Regions from separate parts of the Homo sapiens genome. Here region 1 is linked to region 2. A link is a loop called in an ENCODE intact Hi-C map of the cell type or tissue named here. Cell type or tissue: CD4-positive, alpha-beta T cell. All regions are shown on one strand. Each heading gives the region's core, and the rest is flanking DNA. Links, peaks and the distances in the headings are about the cores only. Region 1 overlaps SV2C (synaptic vesicle glycoprotein 2C). Region 2 has its middle 17 kb from the start of IQGAP2.

Evidence for each region. Peaks named below come from ENCODE experiments on the same cell type or tissue, not always from the same donor. Only the 100,000 strongest peaks of a DNase experiment are listed, where the experiment ranks them.
Region 1: a loop joins it to region 2, with 2.6 times the contacts of the local background. A loop is called at or near these places in 4 of 110 quality-filtered maps.

What each region holds. Positions count from the first base shown.
Region 1 is chr5:76,321,056-76,333,195 of GRCh38, forward strand. It overlaps SV2C (synaptic vesicle glycoprotein 2C), which reads left to right. Exons shown (of 13, transcript NM_014979.4): 13 at 4,309-12,140. The coding sequence ends at 4,492. Among named protein-coding and RNA genes, the nearest start is that of SV2C-AS2, 15 kb to the left of the region's middle. RefSeq lists an enhancer at 4,377-4,876. In CD4-positive, alpha-beta T cell, for the core only: no CTCF peak of the experiment used is centred there; a DNase peak (open chromatin) is centred at 5,026; H3K27ac peaks cover 3,252 bases.
Region 2 is chr5:76,380,772-76,391,238 of GRCh38, forward strand. No RefSeq gene overlaps it. Among named protein-coding and RNA genes, the nearest start is that of IQGAP2, 17 kb to the right of the region's middle. In CD4-positive, alpha-beta T cell, for the core only: no CTCF peak of the experiment used is centred there; a DNase peak (open chromatin) is centred at 4,130.

The DNA.
Region 1 (12,140 bases), core at 1,796-9,795, 58 kb before region 2:
GTGTTTATTCCTTTCCCATGGTGCAGAAAGGAGGATGGTTGGATAATAACCACAATAAATATCTCGGTTATGAAGAGTCCACACGTTATGGAAACAACTATCATTAGGTACAGTACAAGTAGCGATGAGTAGTTATGACTTGTCAAAGAAAAACCCACACTTACAAATTTACAAATCAAACAAAGAAAGATGTGTGCTAAATGCTGCATTTTGCCCCTTATAAGATGCATTTCCCTCTTAGGGGGAAAAAAAAAACAAGGTATCCAAAAATTGCCCTGTATTCGATGTGCCTTTAACTCAGTGACAGCCAAAAAAGAGTAAACTGGCATAAAGTCAGAAGGAAATTCATACTCTCTCATGGTGTCAGTGGTGTATGCAGGCTCATGAACAAAATTAAGTTTCAGCTGGGAATGGTGGCTCACACCTGTAATCCCAGCACTTTGGGAGGCCAAGGCAGGAGGATCACTTGAGTCCAGGAGTTTGAGACCATCCTGGGCAATATGATGAAACCCCATCTCTACAAAAAAATACAATAATTAGCTGGGCATGGTGGTGCACGCCTGTAGTCCCAACTGTTCAGGAGGCTGAGGTGGGAGGATCACTTGAGCCCAGTAGATCGAGGCTGCAGTGAGCCAAGATTCCACCACTGCACTCCAGCCTGGGTGACATGAGCGAGACCCTATCATCTCTGAAAAAAAAAAAAAAAAATTAAGTTTTCTGCCTAGAAGATCACTTGTTCATGTGTACTAAAGATAATAATTTTTTTCTTTTTTAAAAAATGTCTTAAGAAGTGGGATGTGTCTTACTTATATACCTGCGTATCTTAAAGAGAGGGAACAAGATCTTCCTAGGCCCACAATTGATTCTCTTCTGTCATATTTTCTTGGACTTGATTTCCCAAATGTTACATTGGCTCACTGGTGTGCTCCCCAGCTCAGTATTCGGTTTCTGCCTGCTACCAAAAATAATTGGCAAGATAGCAGAGTATTTCACCTCCATAGTATCTGAAAGATGAGGGATATAACCTCACCCTCCCTAATTTTCTGAGAAAATTCCGTGGGCTCTTCTTATTTAAGACCTAGCATGTTAATTAATAAAAGAAAATAGAAAGCTGATAAGCAACTTCAGCAAAGTCTCAGGATACAAAATCAACGTGCAAAAATCACAAGCATTCCTTTACATCAACAATAGACAAGTGAGAGCCAACTCATGAGTGAACTCCCATTCACAATTGCTACAAAGACAGTAAAATACCTGGAAATACAATTTACAAGGGCTGTGAAGGAACTCTTCAAGGAGAACTACAAACCACTGCCCAAGGAAATAAGAGAGGATGTAAACAAATGGAAAAACATTCCATATTCATGGATAGGAAGAATCAATATAGTGAAAGTGGCCATACTGCCCAAAGTAATTTATAGATTCAATGCTATTCCCATCCAACTACCATTGACATTCTTCACAGAATTAGAAAAAGCTACTTTAAATTTCATATGGAACCAAGGAAGACCCCATATAGCCAAGACAATCCTAAGCAAAAAGAACAAAGCTAGAGGCATCATGTTACCTGACTTCAAACTATACTACAAGGCTACAGTAACCAAAACAGCATGGTACTGGTACCAAAACAGACATATAGACCAATGGCACAGAACAGAGACCTCCGAAATAACACTACACATCTACAACCATCTGATCTTCAACAAACCTCACAGAAACAAGAGATGGGGAAAAGATCTCCTATTCAAAAAAAGGTGCTGTGAAAACTGGCTAGCCATATTCAGAAAACTGAAACTGGACCCCTTCCTTACACTTTATGCAAAATTAACTCAAGATGGATTAAAGACTTAAATGTAAAGCCCAAAACCATAAAAACCCTAGAAGAAAACCTAGGCAATACCACTCAGGACATAGGCATGGGCAAATACTTCATGATGAAAACACCAAAAGCAATTTCAACAAAAGCCAAAATTCACAAATGGGATGTAATTAAACTAAAGATCTTCAGCACAGCAAAAGAAACTGTCATCAGAGTAAACAGGCAAACTACAGAATGGGAGAACATTTTTGCAATCTACCCATCTGACAAAGGTCTAATATCTAGAATTTACAAGGAATGTAAACAAATTTACCAGAAAAAAATAAACAACTTCATCAACAAGGGGGCAAAGGATATGAACAGATACTTCTCAAAAGAAGACATTTACATGGCCAACAAACATATGAAGAAAAGCTCAACATCACTGATCATAGAGAAATGAAAATCAAAACTGCAATGAGATACTATCTCATGCCAGTCAGAATGGCTATTATTAAAAAGTCAAGAAACAATAGATGCTAGCGAGGCTGTGGAGAAATAGGAACACTTTTACACTGTTGGTGTGAATGTAAATTAGTTCAACCACTGTGGAAGACAGTACAGCGATTCCTCAAGGATCTAGAACCAGAAATACCATTTGACCCAGCAATCCCATTACTGGGTATGTACCCAAAGGAATATAAATCATTCTACTATAAAGACACATACACATGAATGTTTATTGCTGCACTATTTACAATAGCAAAGACTTGGAACCAACCCAAATGCCTATCAATGATAGACTGGATAAAGCAAATGTGGTACATGTACACCATGGAATACTATGCAGCCATAAAAAAGGAATGAGATAATGTCCTTTGCAGGGACATGGATGAAGCTAGAAGCCATTATCCTCAGCAAACTAACACAGGAACAGAAAACCAAACACCGATTGTTCTCACTCATAAATGAGAGTTGAACAATGACAACACATGGACATAGGGAGGGGAACAACACACACCAGGGCCTGTTTAGGGGATGGGGAGTGAGGGGAGGGAACTTAGAGGATGGGTCAATAGGTGCAGCAAACCACCATGGCACATGTATACCTATGTAACAAACCTGCACGTTCTGCACATGTATCTCGGAACTGAAAGTAAAATACAAAATAAATAAAAAATAAAACACTTAGCATGAACATAATTAATTAAAGAAAATAGGGAGTAACAAATCTAAGTAAATATATTGTTGCACTTAACAACAGTTTTTTTTCTCTTTACTTATCTGATAGAGACAGGGTCTTGCTATGTTGCCCAGGCTGGTCTCAAACTCCTAGGTTCAAGAAATCCTCCAACCTCAGCCTCCCAAAGTGCTGGGATTACAGGTGTAAGACACCCTGCTCAGCCTGCCATACATTTTAACTTTGGAATGAAATTTAAATTTCCATTTAAACATAGATGTTTCTGAAATTATGGGAATTTACAAAACAAAATAACAAGTCACTCTTGTAAAGAGATGAGAAACTGCTCAATTTTTCTATATCACCCTCTCCACCCTTTGCCTGGGATAAGAGGAGGTAACCCAGCTTTTCCCACACTGAGCAGAGGTGACCTGCCTCTCTCTAATGAACTGCGCTTTATGCCTGTTTTGTTCCTGAGAGAAGAGTTTGGATAGAGGAGGATTAAAGTTTGTTTTAAGAGACCCTTCCTGCAGGGTATAGTGGCTCATGCCTGTAATCCCAGCACTTTGGGAGGCCAAGACAAGAGGATTGCTTAAGCCCAGGAGTTTGAGACCAGCCAGGGCAACGCAGGAGGACACCCCCATCTCTACAAATATTTAAAAAAAAAAAATAGCTGAGCATGGCAGTACACACTTGTAGTCCCAAGTAGCAACTCAGGAGGCTGAGGTAGGAGGATCACTTGAACCTGCGAAGTGGAGGCTGCAGTGAGTTATCATTGTACCAGTGTACTCACCTGGGCAACATAGCAAGACCCTATCTCTACAAAAATAAAAATAAAAATTAGCTGTGTATGGTGGTGTGCACCTGTAGTCCTAGCTACTCAGGAGGCTGAGGTGGGAAGATTGCTTGAGCCCAGGAGTTTGAGGCTGCAGTGAACTATTACTATGCCACTGCACTCCAGCCTGGGCAACCGAGCAAGACCTAATCTCTATAAAAATGAAAAAGACCCTTCCTTCCAACAACGTTAAACCACTAGAGATGTTTCGTACTCCCTACAATTTTTTCTCTCTTTCTGTTCACAATACATTGGGACTTACAGGCAGAGTAAGAGTCAATGGAAGCTATGGTAAGAAAGTCAACAGAGGGCTGGAGGAACAATACCAACAGCTAGGATTCTCTACTCCCAGATTTGCTAACAAGCATTGATTTGCTCCACTGATATACAACACAATCTGAGGGAAGATCATTGAAAATCTAGGATCTTTTGGTCTAAAGTTGGAATCATGGGGAGGCATTTTCTCAACCTTGTTCATGTCTCTTTCCTTTGCAGGGCAACAGGCTTTGGCTTCTTAAATGCGCTATGCAAGGCAGCAGCCGTCCTGGGAAACTTAATATTTGGCTCTCTGGTCAGCATCACCAAATCAATCCCCATCCTGCTGGCTTCTACTGTGCTCGTGTGTGGAGGACTCGTTGGGCTGTGCCTGCCTGACACACGAACCCAGGTTCTGATGTAATGGGAAAAAAAGCCATCCTTCCTGCGTTTCTTCCTCCTGCCCTGGGTCAATTCTCCTTCCTGACTCAAGGCTTCAGAGTTTTCCTATATAGAAAGGTGATCAAGTATCAGAACATAAACACGTGCTGTGACTTAAAATTTAGAAGCATATCATCTTGCCCCTTTGTGATTTTGCACAGGTTGTTTGTTTGTTTTGTTTTGTTTGAATGCATTGTTATCTTTCCAAACTGTGATGCTACTGCCTCCCGCAAATCAGTGGAAGCATTTCTAAAATGCCCTAGGCAGCCAGGCTTCCCTGGGGTTCTGCTCATTGAAAGTTTAGAAGCTAAGAAGACTGGGCTGGTGTAAGAAATAGATCCTGCTCCTAATTTAACATTAACAGGAAATATAAGTCGGCACATTATTGCATTTGTGCTGAGAAGAGGGATTCTTTTTTTTTTTTTTTCTAACAGAGTGATATTTCCTGTTTACTTAGAAAAGGACACCCAGTAATTCTCACTGTTATAGCAGAGCCTTTCAAAGAAAACCATGTGGCACCAAACAGGGCTGGGTGGGGCTCTTTGGGGCAAGACAATTAAGGTGACCGCTGACAAGAAAAATAAAAGCTCTGCAATTAGCAGCAAAAATCTGAGTGTGCTGCATAAGCAAGATTTCTGTCAGAAAGCCCAATTAAACCTCTGAAAAGTGTGAGGAAAAAGAACTGTAACAGTATCTGTGACTGTGGCATGTGGTTCAGAATGTTTGAAAATCAGAGATCCGAGAGAGAGCTTCTGCCTCCATTTACCACTCCCACTCCTTCAGCTGCCCTTGGTCTTGCCAGACAGCAGATTCAGGGAAAGAAAGCTGCTTCTTAAAAACTGTCTGCCTACCTGATTCTGCCACTTACCCACACTGTCTCTAGTCTAGAGATTGCCAGTGGATAGCTAAATTGTAAATTGCAAATTAGGAAGAAATTCACACCCAGAGCCATTTGGAAATACAAAATGGTACCTCTTTCCAGTACCTCTTTGCTGTGGGACTGGCCCGCCAGGACCCCCACCCCACCTGGCCCGCAGTTGACATTCAGCTTCCCAGCTGGCATCAGCAAAGAGGGTTTGTCCCTCTAGCTTCCCCAGGGCTGGCCCACTGCTCAATGCGCTCCTGGCTCCCTGTAAAATCACAGCCCGCCTGCACTCCTGAGGGCCCCTCTCACAGACAGACCATCTCCCTGTGGTTGTTTGACTGCTCATTTTACCTCTGGAATCTGCCTGGGCTTGGAAGAAAGAGGTCAGCCAGGACATTCCCACGGGCCCGCTGTCAGCTACATGACCTTCTCGCCTCTCAGGCTCCCCTTCCCCCAGGCTCGTCCTTTTTACACCTCTTCTTTGAAATCTGAACCTTCCTTGTAGACTTGCAGCCAATGACCAGAAGCCAGGAATAAATCCCATATTTAAACAATATTCCTTTTTTAACTGCCTCGATAGAGGTTTATTCTTGTTACTTATTATAGGCATTTTCAGGCAAGCCATAGCTTGGGGCCTCCAGGAAGGGAAAGCTTTTGTTTCCACTGATCATTATTTTCAGAGATGTCCTAACTCCCCTGAGGCCCCCCTGCCTCCCCCTCCCCTTCCTAATGATCCCTCGCAGAGCTCAGACTAAGTGAAAAGCTTCTTTCATTAACATAAGCCATTAATCGACTTCCCCTTGAAGTAATTCAGGTCTGCAGAGGGGGGAAGACTGGTGTTGGGGGCAGTGGGAAGAGGGTGGTTCCCTGGGGGTCTGTGATCAGGGCTAGAACATCAGGAAAACCCGAACCAAAAACTGCAAAGGTGGCAGGAAGAAGAAAAATCACTGAAGGCTAGACAAGATGCATTTGAAAGATACCAACCGCACAGGGAAAGAAACAACTTTCTCTCACTTCTGCCTCCTATCATTTTATTGGAGAACAAAGACAGCAGTCAAACAACCCAAGAAAGTACCCTGTATGTTTTTCTTCTTCCACATGTACCCATTTTCCCACCTATCTCTCCCTGATTTGTCTTCTTTAAAAAGACATTTGGGGACCTGAGCAGGTCTTTTAGTTGAATGCAGCATGTGCAGAAATAACTGCAAAAGCCAGGAGTGCATCTCCATCAACCCATCAAAAGAAAAATAGAAATGTACATGGGCATCGCTGTCTCTAGTCCTCTGTGATAGTTCACTTTGCTAACTAGACTACCTTTACTTTTCAAAATATCTCTAATGTCTGCTCTGGGGTCTAAATGCATAAAACATCTCCCAAGCTGCAGAGCACAGTTATTCAGAATTTTATTTGAACACTGGGTTGGGTCAGCATAGGATAAACCAGCAAAACCTTACTTCATGAGACCTGCCATCCGTGTCCCCTGCAGAAGGACCGTTCTTGGCCTACTTGTTACCTAATCCAAGCATCCTTGGTGGCCTAAGAGGGATCTTTTCTCATCTCCTGGACAGTCTGTGGTCACAAACCTTCTTGGTCACCACCTCTCCCACCTTTTGTGCACTCTTCCCTGCCTCCTTGAGACTGTTCATCACCTTGATTTTCTAAGAGAGCTCAAATCATTTCCAAAGCATGTGGTGTGGCCTGTATAGCTTGCTCCAGATTTAGCTGGAGATTAAGAAACAGCCAGGATATTAAACAGAAACTCTCAGTTGTATCAGTGTAGCAGGCCACTGGCACCTAAACACGCAACTGGCATCTCATTTCGCCTACAGTAGAAGGAAAATGAAAATTTGTACAAAAATGAAAACCTAGGAAATAGTCCACTTGCTCCTATATTTTTACCACCTTTTCTAACTAAAATTTCCCTGTTGCTCTTTGGAATCAATCCAGAATGCTCCCAAGTCCCATTATTATCACAGAATCTTCTCAGTAGGGAAAAACAAACAACTGCTTCAAACTGTGAATTCTGTATGTACCACATTCTATCCCAGGTATTGGGTTTTAAGGCACCCAACTCACATTCAGTCCTGCTGCCTGAATCATCTCACACCAGAGTACAGACCTTGGAGACGCGATAGATGGGTCCTAGCCTGACCTTCACCACTAAGCGGTACAGGGACCCAGATCTTGCTGTGGAGACTGTAAGTCGTTGAACATCTCTAGTTCTCACTTTCCCCGTGCACAAAATAAAGGATTGGGACTAGTCTGCTCTCCACTCTCCAGCATTGTAGAAGACAGTAATGAAAATAGCTTCATCTTATCTGCCTTCTTATGCTAAACTCATTTTTTTTTTTTTTAGGTGGAGTTTCACTCTGTTGCCCAGGCTGGAGTGCAGTGGTGGGAACTCTGCTCACTGCAACCTCCGCCTCCCAGGTTCAAGTGATTCTCCCACCTCAGCCTCCCAAGTAGCTGGGACCACACGCATGCGCCACCACGCCCAGCTAATTTTTGTATCTTTTAGTAGAGGTGGGGTTTCACCGTGTTGGTCAGGCTGGTCTCGAACTCCTGACCTCAAGTGATCGGCCCACCTCAGCCTCCCAAAATGCTGGGATTACAGGCGTGAGCCACTGGCGGCCTCAACTCATTTTTACAAGCACTAAATAGGTTTAGTTTATAAACTGAAAAATTAGGAAATAGGCACGCATAAAAAGAGTGTAGGAAGTTGTTTGGGAAGCCCGCATGGAATAGGCCAGAAAGCACAGTCCCCATGCTGTCTGCCCTGCCAGCATCTCAGCATCCTGACTAGTATCTCTGTTCACTGCAGGTTTGACAGTTACCATCACCCAGCCAGAAAAGGGCCCCGCCTTGCCAGATAAACGCGCTTAGGTTAGAAGACTATAATTGCAATATTACCCTACAGCTCTCCTGACTGTTTATTCCATTATTTTCTTGAAACATGGCCTTAAGTATTATACATAGGCTTCAGAAACAGTTTTTCAGTGATTTTACCTATATTGGCAAATAGACAAATCTCACCAAATCAGAGTTCAGGTTTTCACCAAAAACTGCTTAGTTGTCTTTCAAGATACCTTAAGAGATCAAAGGGGAGGTGGGAAAAGAAATGTAGTGACAGAAGGGAGAGTCCAAGATACCACTGATAAGGTTCCAGCAAAGAGATTAGGACACAGCAGAGACTTTCTAAATGCTGGGGTCATTTCCAAAGCAGTCCAGGGGAATACTTTCTGATTCCCTCTGCCAATCAAAATAGATAGAATATGATATTCTCCAATTTTTTTTCTGTTTGATGTCAAAATGGCCTTTACCTATTTCTTCAGTAATATACCTGATCTGTTCATGCACTAAAGGCTCTGGAGCCAGGAATGTCTGAATTTGGCCTTCACCTGGTATCACAGAAAGACAACTGGGATATTGGTGTTAAGGGGCATATCGGCTGTATGTTAGGTTTTCTTTAATCCTCACATCGTGCCAAACTTAGTCTGGTTACTAAGCCTAAAAACACCAGTATTGCAACAACTTCTGAAACTCTGAAGTGGACTATATGTTTCTCACAGTTTTTGTTTATGCTCAGCAAAGTATGTATTTTAAGTAAAGCTTCTCTTGTTATCTGTAATGTAGACAAAAAAAAAAAAAAACCTGTTAGTATATTCTGGATGTATTGTGTGTCCCTTCATTGTTTCAGGTATGGCGTAACAGTTCTCCGTGTGATGTTCTTTTGCTCTAAATGTTGACCATTCCTCTTGTCGCCCGTCTCTCACCAACCAGTCACAGAGCCATTGCCAGGGCTCCCTTCAGTCTTTCTTAAACAATATCTAAATGCAGTTTAGTAATCCCAGGATTTTGAGTTACAAGAATACAGTTTATGGGTCTGTTTCAGCTCTTACTTAAGGCTAGCATGGTTGGGCAGGGGAAGAGCTGAGCCGAGCCTTCACTGATCTCTTGTCATTTCATATGATTATCCAGTAAATACTTATTGAGCACCTCCCATGTGATACGTATTGAGACACTGCTGTGTGCAATAATTAAGCCTATGGAGGACTTAAATGAGGGCAAGGAAAACAGAATGAGAGAAGACACTCTCACACTGACCCCCATTACATGTGAACCCTCCGCGCCCCCCCCCATAAATACAAAGTGTTATTTTTCCACATTTAAAACAAATAATAGCCTTCAGCAGGCAGTGCAGGAACTATTCAGTCATTGAGATAACCTTTGATGAGAGGAGAAAGCTCCTTGATTACCTGGTTTTTGTTGGAGAGACTATTAACTAGTACTTGGAAAATGAGAAAAATGAAACCACACATAAGTTGTTCCCTTAAATAATCTCAGCAGGATATTGCACTAAGATATTATTCAAGGAAAAGAATCAGGAGCAGAGATAGCCCCATCTCTCTAGAGCATTTTTTTTTTTTTTTTGGGCGGGGGGGCGGGGGACGGAGTCTCGCTCTATTACTTAGGCCGGAGTGCAGTGGTGCAATCTCGGCTCAATGCAACTTCCGCCTCCCAGGTTCAAGCAATTCTCCTGCCTCAGCCTCCCAGGTAGCTGGGATTACAGGTGCATGCCACTATGTCCGGCTAATTTTTTGTATTTTTAGTAGAGACGAGGTTTCACCATTTTGGCCAGGCTGGTCTCCAACTCCTAACTTCAAGTGATCTACCCACCTTGGCCTCCCAAAGTGCTGGGATTACAGGCATGAGCCACTACACCTGGCCTAAAGTCCCGCTTTCTTCTGAGGTGTTCTTTTCATGGTGTGAAACCAGAGACAGGAGCTAGGGGGTCTGTTCCCCAGCGAATAGTGTTGGGGTTTTCTCTTCAGAGCTAAGTCAGCAAAGCCTGCAGCTGCTGCCACTCCCCTGGTCTGTGCCTCCCAGGGTGTTTCCTTTCTGATTTTGAAGATTTGTGGGTGAGTCAATTATCTTTGCAGACATCCTAAAGCAGCTTCCCTCCTCGCTACCCTCAGCAGATAAGCCATCCAGAAAACAGGTTCTGACAGCCAGTAGCAGGGGTATTTTGGGTTTCAGTTTAAAACTGGTGCGTGTTGTTGCAAGTGTCTTGAAGTTGCAAAGGATGTTTGGGGTTCTAGGGCCTGCAGGGGGGCAGAGCAGAAAGAGGGTAGTTGTCAGTGACCCTCTACCCTCCTCTGAGAGCCCCATTGCCATTTTTGCCCACCAGTTCTCTTCTTACCTCCTCAGGGCAGTGCCCACTCATTTCCTTTATTTCCCTTTTGTTTTTTTTCTTTTCCTCCTCTGGTCGACAACCTCTTAATTCTAGCAGTGTACAAAAGCAAGGCCAAGCTTTCCTGGGGCACTTGGGATGAAAGGCCCATCCATGCCTGTTGTGGAGGCACAGAGGAGGAGAAGGTGAAGAACAGGAATGGGTGCAGGGGGAGTGTGAACGCAAGGCTGCTGGCTTTGGCACAGCTCCCTGTGCAGGGCTGGATTTCCAATTGCTTTTCAGTGCCTGTGCCCTGATAGGATGGGCACAGCTGGTATGGAATCAGAGCAGCCCATCTCCAGAGCAGAAGTCTGAGAGCTCAGCGTTTGACTCCTGAAAGACCAGGATGTTCCTACCTGGGTTCTTGAGATTCATTGGCTAGTGGAGGTAGATGGTACTCTCCATGTCTGCAGAAGATTCCCCACTTGGTGCTGAAGGCTAGGTGCCTTCCAGTCAGGTCTGAATGCTGAAATTGCTGAGATTGTCCACTCTCTGCCTACTTTATTGCATTCATGCTCCCCTTAGATCCAAGAGTGCCCAGGACTAGGAGCAGAAAGCAGTTTTCAACCCTTTGTTCAGACTCAGACGGGTTTCAACTCAAGCGGGTAATCTACCCCAGCAGCAGGGGTGCAAAGTCCAAAACAGCTTTGTGGTGCCTGGGGAGTGACTAGGCAGCCTGCTCACAGGGGCTGGAGTCATCTAAAGCTAGTGATGAGCTGGAATAGCTTTGAACCGGTTCATCCGAACTGATTGTTAAACTTTCAGAACTTTTGAGAGTCAGTTGAGAAACATAGCTATTACTAAAAAATTAAATAAGATTAGATAAATTATAGCTAAAAGCAAAGGCAACATATAGTCAAAGCTCATCACTTTCTACTTATTTTACTACATTTTACCATTATCTGTGCCCATGAGGTAATGTATGCCTATTATGTCTGTATGGTAGAAATACTGTATACAGGTATACTACTACACACACCTTCCCAAGTGACAGTATTTTTGTAGTTTGAGATCAGCTATAGTGGTGGTATTTATACCATGGAAAGCAACAAAGCCATGGAAAGCAACAAAGCCATGCAAATCAGACTCCTCCTAACCCCTAAGACAGTTGTTAAACATTTGCCAGCATACCACCATCTAAAGCCCTAAAGAATGCTTGGCCTCCCACTGCATAGACACAGGCCACATCACATTGAGTATCATGGATTTATGGGTCAGCATTGCCCCTAAGTCCAAGGAAGGGGAAAGACTTAGCAAGCTCAACCTCATGTGATTCACAAAGGGTTTCTTTCTGCATTTGTATTGACTCAGAATAGGACCCAGTACAGAGAATCCACTGTTATCTATGGGTGTCATTCCTTCAGAAAGAATGTACAGTAAAATTGGCTATTTCATGCTATGCAAACAAAATGAAACTAGTTTGAAGTTGCAAAGTGTCTCCCCTCTTGCGCCCACGTAGTCATCCAAGAAGGAAACTCCTTTCTTGCCTTGATATTCACCAGGCCTACCTAGATAGAACTTGACAAATTGGCCTAA
Region 2 (10,467 bases), core at 97-8,096:
ACAGACATGTTCTTATTTTGCTGTTGAATCTCTTTCCCCCTATAATGCTGGGTTTGAAGAACTAAAGCCTGTGGTTCCTTACAGATAAGCAAGACTCCATCTGTCCACAGTGAACTCTAATCTCTTTGGGTGTCTCTATGTCTCCCTCACACGTATTTATCTCATTTTTGCTCCCTGAAGCCTCTCTCAAACATCATGAGATGATCAATTACTATTTAAATCAATTCGACTTTTAGGTTCCTTCACTGCAGGCATGCAGCTCTCTCTTTGTTTGTTTATTTTTGGGTTTGAAAGGACAGTGCCAGTCTTAGCTCTAAGGCTCTCCCTCAGCAGAAGGTCAAACATTTCTATCTTGAACCTGTGTCATTTGCTCCAGGCCAGCTGTCCTCTCACACACTGCCCAGTAATTGGGCCCAGACCCACAGAGGTGTGGGCAGCAGAAGACAGAGGAAATCCCAAGGCTGGGCTTCCTTATTGAATATTTAGACTTTAAGTTTAATAACTTTTCAAGTATTTATTTGAGAAGAGCCTGTTTTCAGACTCCAGGCAGCCACTGTAAGCCTGGATCCTTGGCTAGCTATGAAATCCAAAGGGTCAGTCTGGGTGCAGTGGCTCATGCCTGTAATCCCAGCACTTTGGGAGGCCTAGGCAGGTGGATCACCTGAGGTCAGGAGTTCTAAACCAGCCTGGCCAACATGGTGAAATCTCGTCTCTACTAAAAATACAAAAAATTAGCCGGGCGTGGTGGTGCATGCCTGTAATCCCAGCTATTTGGGAGGCTGAGGCAAGAGAATTGCTTGAAACTGGGAGGCGGAGGTTGCAGTGAGCTGAGATGGCGCCATTGCACTCCAGTCTGGGCAACAAGAGTGAAACTTTGTCTCAAAAAAAAAGAAAGAAAGAAACCCAAAGGGTCTGATCACTCAATCCGCTAGCAAGTGGGGCAGCCAGATAATGTCAATCCTACCTAAACCCTCCAGTGGCTTCCCATCTCTTTATTTATTTATTTCTAGACGAAGTCTCACTCTGTCACCCAGGCTGGAGTGCAGTGGCGCAATTTCAGCTCACTGCAACCTCCTGCTTCCCAGTTCAAGCAATTCTCCTGCCTCAGCCTCCCAAGTAGCAGAGGTTACAACCACCCACCATCACACCTGGCCAGTTTTTGTATTTTTAGTAGAGATGGGGTTTCACCATGTTGGCCAGGCTAGTCTTTAACTCCTGACCTCAGGTGATCCACCGCCTCGGCCTCCCAAAGTGCTGGGATTACAGGCATGAGACACCACACCAGGCCTTCCTGTCTCTTTAGAAGGAAACCCAGAGTCCTGCACATGCTGCTCCTGCCTCCAGCTTCAGTCTGCCCCAGCCCTTCCATACTCCAGCTTTTGTGGTTTTCTGTGGCACTAGCCTGGGATACCTTCCCTACTCAGCTTTTTTTGTTCCAGGTCTCACAACAATGCCTCACATAGTCAGAAGTTGTCTCTACCACCTGGTCTAAAGCAGCCCAGAACATGGTGCCTGAGATCAGGCCATACATCTGTCTTTGTCTCTTTGTCCCCCTTGTGTCTCTCCAGGGCCCCACCAGGAGCCACTGCTCAGGTCCTCCGACTCTGCTTCACCTCACCCCACCACTCAGCTGATGACCCCCAAAGTCATCACATACCAAACTTTCTCCCACTTCTTTCTTTCCCCTGCTTCCTTTGTCCTCAATAAAAAAAAAATAATAATAATCTCCTGTGCCCCCTTCCTCCAGGATGCAGTTTAGGGGTAAGAGCTGAGACTAGAGCTAGAAATACATTTAGCACGCCAGGCGCAGTGGTTCACGCCTGTAATCCTGGCACTTTGAAAGGCCAAGGCAGGCGAATCACCTGAGCTCAGGGGTTTGAGACCAGCCTGGCCAACATGGTGAAACCCTGTCTCTACTAAAAGTACACAAAAAGTTAGCCAGGCATGGTGGCACCCTCCTGTAGTCCCAGCTACTCCAGAGGCTGAGGCAGGAGAATCACTTGAACCTGGGAAGTGGAGGTTACAGTGAGCCAGGATCGTGCCACTGCACTCCAGCCTGGGGAACACAGAGAGACTCCATCTCAAAAAAAAAAAAAGAAAAGAAAAGAAAAAAGAAAGGATTACATTCAGGAAACCCTAAGTCAGCTGTGGGCCAAGCACTGGCCAGGTGCTGGTTTATGCCAGGCTTTGAATTCCAGCTTTTTGACTGTAAACCCTGGGCAACTGTCTAATCTCTTGGAGCCTCAGGCTTCTCATCTTTGAAACGGGGCTAATCAAGTCTCCTGTGCTGGTTAATTTTATGCGTCAATTTGGTTGGGCCACAGCACCCAGATATTTGGTCAAATATTATTCTGAATGTTTCTGTGAGGATGTTTTTAGATGAGATTAACATTTAAATTGGTGAACTTCAAGTGAAGAAGATTGTTGTCCATAATATGGACAGGCTTCATACAATCATTTGAAGGCTTAAATAGAACAAAAGACTGTTCTCTCCACTTACCCCAGCAAGAAGGCATTCTGCCAGTAGATGGGCCTTCGGACTGGATACCAGCGTCAGTTCTTCCCTGGGTCTCTAGCCTGCTGTCCTACTCCACAGATTTTGAACTTGCCAGGCTCCACACATGAGCCAATTCCTTAAAATAAATCTCTCTCTCTCTTTCTCTCTCTCCATAGACACACACACACACACACACACATGCACACACACGCATCCTCTATTAGTTTTGTTTCTCTGGAGAACCCAAAATGACTATACCTACCTTACAGTGATAAGAGTTGTTATTACTAATAACTGCTGCTATTTCTTGAGTGCTTACAATGTTAAGCTTGCTAAGGGTTTACCACATGTTATTTCATTTAATCCTTACCACACCCTTATGAACTGGGTATTATTATTGTCGGCTGTGTACAGTGAGGAAATAGATGCTTTGAGAGATTTAAATCACTCACAGCTAGCAAAGGGTGGAACCAAGATTTGAATTTTAACCACCATCCTCACTGCCTCAACTGAGTGTCTAACTAACAGTGTTCCTCTTACCCAATAAATGTTCTATTCCACTCTCTCACTAAAGTAATGTAAGCATATGCATTCCTTTTATTCATGTATTTAATTTTTAAATGTATACATATATGTTTGAACATATATGATTATATGTAGTATATTTTATATGTGCATGCATATATATATATATAAAATCATCTGACTTATGTGGTTCAGGAGCTGTCAGGAGACAGGGACAGAAGGTTCTGACTGCATTCCTCAGACCACCCCAGATTGGTTTTCCTGGGGGCTGAGTGTCTGCCTACCCAGCAGAGCCCCCTCAGCTTCCTGCCTCCATCTGCAATGCCGGAGGGCAGCCCTGCCACTCAGGCCAGGGAGCTCCCTGGAAGTCATCCCCTCTTGGTCCCCTCCAGTGAGCCATTTCATCTTGTGTTGTTGCAGAATTTCTAGGTGCTCTGACTTTGTCAGGGAGCAAACTGGCTTGATGGTAGAGTTTGTGGAGGAGGAGTTGTGTACATGACATTTGACCTGGACTTTGTAGAGGTACCATTTTGAGCCTGTTCATTTAAATCTCTTTTTACTGATAAGCTCATACACAAAAACAAGACGCTGGAGTGGCCGGCTTCCAGCATAGCAGAAGGTGGGGAGAAATGCAGTTTGCAAGGTACCGTGGCTTGTCACGCTGCTGCCAAGGAAATGCTGCTCAAATTCACCACCAGGTTTAACCCTGCCTGCTCCAATGTAGTGGTGTGGTCAGGAAGCACTTGGCCTGTTCTGGAGAGGGAAGAACCCTCAGTAAGAGGCCCCTAAGTGCCTCAGTAGTGGCTCTCCTTCCCCCCCCCACCACCCCCCCAGCTTTTCATTAGTGTTTTCCTAGAAAATTTCTTTTACCAGTGAACAAAATTTTTTTTTAAGTTGGAGAGAGAAGGACCAAATAAAATTTTTTTAAATTAAAAAGCCTCTTAGGGCAGGTAAATGTGCACTTTTCTTTTATGCCAATTAGAATAAGTCGAATTAGAAAGCAGTTTCCACTTATTATGCCCCTCTTAGCACTTTGCTAAAAGCTTTGCCTACATTATCTCCTTTGATGTTCCCACAACCCTGTCAAGTGGGTATTACTTGACGATGATGGCACAATGGCTCAAAGGGTGCAGGAGCCTGCCCAGGGTCACATAGCTGTAAGTAGCAAAGTTGCTACTCCAGACTTCCCCTGGCAGAGAAGCATCTCCTAGAATGATGTCTTGGTGAAGGGCACGGGAAGCTTTTGACTTTCATAATCATTGGTTCTGCTGGGAAGTGTGCCTAGAAGGAATGCCTAAAAATGATGGAATCTACCTGCTTTCTTTACCAGAATTCATTCATTCACTCACTCATTCAACAATTGTAAATTGAGTGCTTCTGCTATGTGTCAGGCCTGTTCTAGATGCTGGAAATATGATATAGTCCTGTCTGTCTGGCCAGACACTGGGTTGCCATTATGCAGAGGTAAAACATTTTAAACATCAAATTCAGCAAAACCTTCCCTGATGGATCTAACTCTTTGTTGTAAAAACTCACAGCACTGCTTTTTGCCAAGAAATGTCCTTACTCCTATAACTTTCTGACCTTGTTTGGCAGAGATTTGTACTGTTATGAATCCTTTCCAAAACCCATGCCTTCTTAAACCAGTTAGGCTATGAACTCCTTTAGAGCCGAGGTTGTACACATATCAGTCACCCAACAAATACACTTTGACTTCATGAAAATAATTTTTGATACTGAATAATTTCCCTGTAGAATCAAATTGTTTACATTTGGCCAGGCACAGTGGCTCGCACCTGTAATCCTAGCACTTTGGAAGGCCGAGGCGGGTGGATCGCTTGACCTCTGGAGTTCTAGACCAGCCTGGGAAACCCAGTCTCTGCAAGAAATACAAAAATTAGCCTAGTGTGGTGGCTCATGTCTGTAATCCCAGCAACTTAAGGGGCTGAGGCGGGAGGATCACTTGAGCCCAGGAGGTGGAGGTTGCAGGTTGCAGTGAGCTGAGATTGCAACACTGCACTCCAGCCTGGGTTACAGAGTGACACCCTGTCTCAAAAAAAAAAAAAAAAAAATTTACACTTAAGCAAGTCAACCATTTGATTTTAAGCATTAAATGTATGATCTTAATTTTCCTATCATCTTTTACCCCAGGATCTAAATCTGGACTGTGAGTCCATGTGTGTAGACGGTGATAATATTTGGTGTGACTTGAAATTCAGCTCCTTGAGTCTCAGATTCCTGCAAACTGAGGGAAATAAGAAATGTTTGCCAATAACACACAAGCTTTATGGACTTTTTTTTCCAAATTCTGTTCTCTCTCTCTCTTTTCCCTCTCTTGCAGTCTCTCAGATCATAGTCAGATTTTTCTAAATTCAGACAGTATCTTCTGGGCTGTGAAGAAAAACTAGGAGACTCTGAGGAAGGTTGCTGACCTCTGCCTATCATTCCTTAAGGTTCTCAGGGTTCTTGTTTAAACACAAGTCTTGTTAAGCACTTTCTAAAACCAGACAGCTCTATAAGTTTGGAGAGAGAGAAAAGGAAAAGCTAGGAACAAAATCATCTGTCAGGCTGATGATCACAGTGCAGAATGAATATAGGGCCAGTTATGGGGAAGGGGAATGGCACAGGCAGAATTATAAGTAAACAGGTTTTCTCCCTTTCTGGGCTGCAGGATCTCATGCCAACGTCCTGGCCTTGGCTGCCCTCCAGTCTTGTTTGACCTTGGAGCTGTACCTGCAAGGCGAGGGAGGAGCCACATCTTTCCCTAAGCAATGCCTGGCACTTTGCCGGAAGGCCTGGCGCCCCATTGGCATCAGGTGGCTGTGATGCACTTCTTCGTGTGCTCCAGCCCCAGTCATGGCTGGGCTGGCCCCAGAAAGAGGCCTGTGGAAGCTCCAGGCCCTGAGGGAATTTCCTTGAGGGAAACCACTGGAGGTGGATATGGGGGTGGGAGAGCTTTCTCTTTTTCTGGAATAGCTCTGGTGAGGGGTGTAACTGCTCCACCACCCTACCACCTAACTACAGGCTCAAATATCTGGCTCACCCCACTCTCAAAAAGGCTAGCACATCTCCCAGGCTGACACAATAGGCAGATTCACCTGTACCAAAATCTCTCTCCACCAGGCCTGTCTTCCGGTCTAAAATTTGCACTACCATACGCTTTCCAGTAGGTCCAAAAAACCCCTGTGAAAATGAACAAGTGCCAACTGAGGGTATAAGATTCCAGCTCTGGCTTAACAGACCTATAAGACTGTCCAGTTTGCTGGATGCCACCTAGAAGAAATCAGGGCTTCGAGAGATAGAGCCAGACTCTGCAGAGCTAAGTCTAATAGCAGAGGTGAGTTAGGAAACCCCAAAGCACTAGTGCTCCATAGGCTTTGGGTGGGAAAAGCAAGGCAGAGACAGGCAGGGCACACAACCCTAGGCAGCAGGTCCTGGGGCTTTGACTGAACTGGGGTTTGTGTCCCATTTAAGGAGGCAGTCACTGACCACTCTCAGCCCATTCCTGTTGCATGGAATTGTGGGCCCCACTTGCCAGATTTTTGTTTTGTTTTGTTTTGTTTTTTAAGAGAAGGTGGAAACCAATTTCTTTCTTTTTTTTTTTTTTTTAGATGTTGGCAACTAATTTATTTTGAAACACTGTAGGCCTGAACAGTACAAGCTAAATGAAGTACCTGTGGGCCCCATTTGGCTTCTAGGGAATAGTAAAGGAGGATTCTGCCCAAGGCCATATCTGCTTTCAGGAGCAGCTGAACTACCACTCTTTCCAGCTCTAATGCATAACAAAACTATTTAACCAGCATGAGGCTCTTCTTCTTCTTTTTTTTTTTTTTTTTTTGAGATGGTATCTCACTCTGTTGCCCGGGCTGGAGTGCAGTAGCGTGATCTTGGCTCACTGCAACCTCCACTTCCCAGGGTTGAAGCAATTCTCCCTGTCTCAGCCTCCTGAGTAGCTGGGATTACAGGCACCTGCCACCATGCCTGGCTAATTTTTGTATTTTTAGTAGAGATGGGGTTTCACCATGTTGGCCAGGCTGGTCTCGAACTCCTGACCTCAGGTGATCCTCCTGCCTCAGCCTCCCAAAGTGCTGGGATAACAGGCGTGAGTCACTGCACCACCCGGCAGCCATCATCTTTGCATCTTATGCCTTAGTTTCTTCCCCATAAAATTAGCAGGATAGACCTAAGCCTCTGGGCTGAGGATCTCTAACAGCTTTCTACTTAGAGCACTGCCCTTGGCAGAACTCAGGAATGCCCTCTGGCAAAAGTGTGAACTGGGTGATATTAAAATTCTTTGATCTCCATTCCACGTCTGGTGACCTGATGCCCTCCAGGTGAACTGTAGATGCCCCCAAGACACTTAATTGAGTAAAAAGTTTGGTGATTTTACTAAGCGACAGCAAGGTATGTGTATAATATACATGAAAAGGTGCAGAATATTATATACAAATGAATGTCATTTGTACAAAAAACTACATAATGAATTCATACACTTTTTTTTCCCTCACCTTAAAGGTTCAGGATGTACTAGCCCACTGATTAGAGGGATCACATCCAGGACTCTCATACTGAATGCCAGTAAGTGTTTAGTGTTTGGAGCTATCTGCTCATCCTGACTTGGAAGCAAGTTTATTTATTCAGCATAAAAGGAAGTATTTGAACTCACTCACAGAGTGATTCTCTACAATATTTAAAAGCAGCAAGACTGGACAGACAACTTTTAGAACAAGACATATTTCTCTGTTGTGAATACCACCTTGATATCTTAACTAGAGAATTATAGCTATACCGGAGCTCAACAGTAAAAAGAACATAAATTTTTTTTGTTAAGATAGGTAATATTTTATATTATAAAAATGAGCCTTTTTTCTTCTCAAATTCCCTTCTATTACCTTCTTCATTCAGCTATTTCATTTTGAATCACTTTTTTTTGTGAAACTAAACATGTAAACAGTGTTTTTATGAATATTCACCACAATATTGCCTAGGTGAATAGAATAACTTTCTCCATCCCACTCCTATTATTTTGCCTAGGTTATGTAGACCCAGCTGGCCTTTTGGATTCACAGATTTGCATATAAATTAGAGCAAGAGTAAAATAGAACCATAAGCTGCTATAGGGCACATCCCGTGGTTAATCTTTCTCTCTAATCCTACTCAACACTTAGCATATTATCCCACACAAAGGAGATATCCAATAAATTGTTCAATATGTAGAAAAACTGAACAACAGAAAAAGTCCAGCGACTGCTTAAATACAGGACGCATGAGAATTAGAGTCAAACAGTAGGAAGGCTAAAAGGCTGCCTGCACAGTGAACCCCCAGCCACTCCAGAATTGGCTCTGGGCAGAGGGTACAGCAAGTCCTTCCATGCTTCACTCAAGTTTCATTTGTTGTATTGGAGCTGCTTTTCGCACATGCTCATTTCAAACCACAATTTCACCATTGTTGCCAACTCGTCTCTTCTCCATAAGTAAGCATTTAGCTCTCCCGCTTCCATGCGAAAAAGCTGAATGATCCTCTCCAACCCCCTCGTGGCTGCTTCTCTTCTCTCAACAGGTTATCATTTTGACCACTCCCCTCTCAGAGCTTTGCATTAATAATTCAGAAACTGGCTGGGCGCCGTGGTTCATGCCTATGATCCCAGCACTTTGGGAGGCCAAGGCAGGCATATCACCTGAGGTCAGGAATTCAAGACCAGCCTGGTCAACGTGGTGAAACCCTGTCTCTACTAAAAATACAAAAATCAGCTGGGTGTGGTGGTGCACGCCTGTAGTCCCAGCTACTCCAGAGGTTGAGGTAGGACAATCGTTTGAACCTGGGAGGCGGCGGTTGCAGTGAGCCAAGATCGCACCACTGCACTCTAGTCTCGGTGACAGAGAGAGATTCCATCTCAAAAAAAAAAAAAAAAAAAAATTCAGAAACTGCTAAATAGTGAAATGACATGGCACAGTGAATTCTGTCAAAGCTCGCTTCTTCTCAGCGAGTGAGTAGAAGCCAGCATTCAGCTGTGCCCCGCGATGATGTTTTGTTGACCATAGACTCAGCTCAACTACACTATGACCCTTGAGATATTTCTTTTTCTATTCTTAGGCATAACCTGTCATTCTTCTCCCTTTATTTATGCAGCTTGTGTTTTTCCTAACCACTCTCTTTCTCCCGGGTCCCTAGACAGTGGAGCTACCAGAACATGTTGACATAACTTTTGCCCCCTGTCAGAGTTCCTGGCGCTGGAGCCACTGCGGTATGACCTGCTGTTGCCACAGGGTTTTTCTCTAGCTGGAATCATTCTCACCATGGGAGCCTGTCCACAATGGGTGGCACCTAGGAAAGTTAAATTCATGTTGCATTTTGTTTCATGAGACTCTTTCTTGAAGTTGAACTTTCTGGCTCTCTGGAATGAACATGCTTGCACTGAAAGCCTGTGAGAGACTTTCCAAGAGGTTACACAGTGTTTTTCCTTCTCAGAGACATCAGAGTTGATTCTCTTTCCAGATTCCATGCTAATATTTTATATCATTCTGCTATGCTGCTGCTCTGTTATTTTCTGGGTGGAGATACTGCAATGTAGGTGATCATTAATACATATATAGGTCAGGTACCAAGAATTAGCTCTCTGTTACAACCAGATGCTGTTTGGTCATTAGCCAAATATGGGAAATTATTGAACTTCTCCTTTCCAACAGGCCTTGCTGGTATCAAAGAGCCTGAGAGAGGCAAGAAATAAATTTCAGTTTGAGGCAAGTGATAGAAGACAAACCAATAAGTTAATTTTGGAGAGAACTGAGATTAGAGTTAACTATTCATTGATTTGAAAAATATTCACTGGGTGCCTACTATATGCAAGGCACTGGGTATAGAGCCATGAATAAAACTGAAGAGCTGTAAAATCAGAACAACAGATGACTTATGAAGCATTCCAAGTCATGGAGACCTGAGAACTCTTTGGGGAAGAAATGAAAATTACCTGGAAGTAGTCATTTTATATACCAGCTCAAGCTTGCGTCTTTCCTTTTCCTCTTTCTTTCTTACTTTCAAAAAATGTTCCTAAAATAGGACTCTTTCATCTGAGGTATCAATGAAGCCTGTTAGAGGCATCACAGGAGAAGAATCAGTTCCTCCCAGTATGAGATTATAGGGAGGAAGAAAGGAGGAATGTGACCTCTTCCCTTTGTGGTCCTTGGCCACTAGATCCTAGGGATTTTTAAAGGGACTAAGCAACTAAAGCAAGAGAAGTAAACACAAGTGGAATTCCAAAATCTAATTACAAAAATATATACAAAACAAAACCTTTAATTGCTTTGTCTCAAGATCTGTAACAAGGAATAAGAAGACAGCAAAAACAAAGAAAACCGTTGTTCCTATTGTGGGTTATTTTGCTCAAGGGAGGAAGTGGGTTTCAAGGTACCATGCATTGGCTGCGCGCGGTGGCTCACGCCTGTAA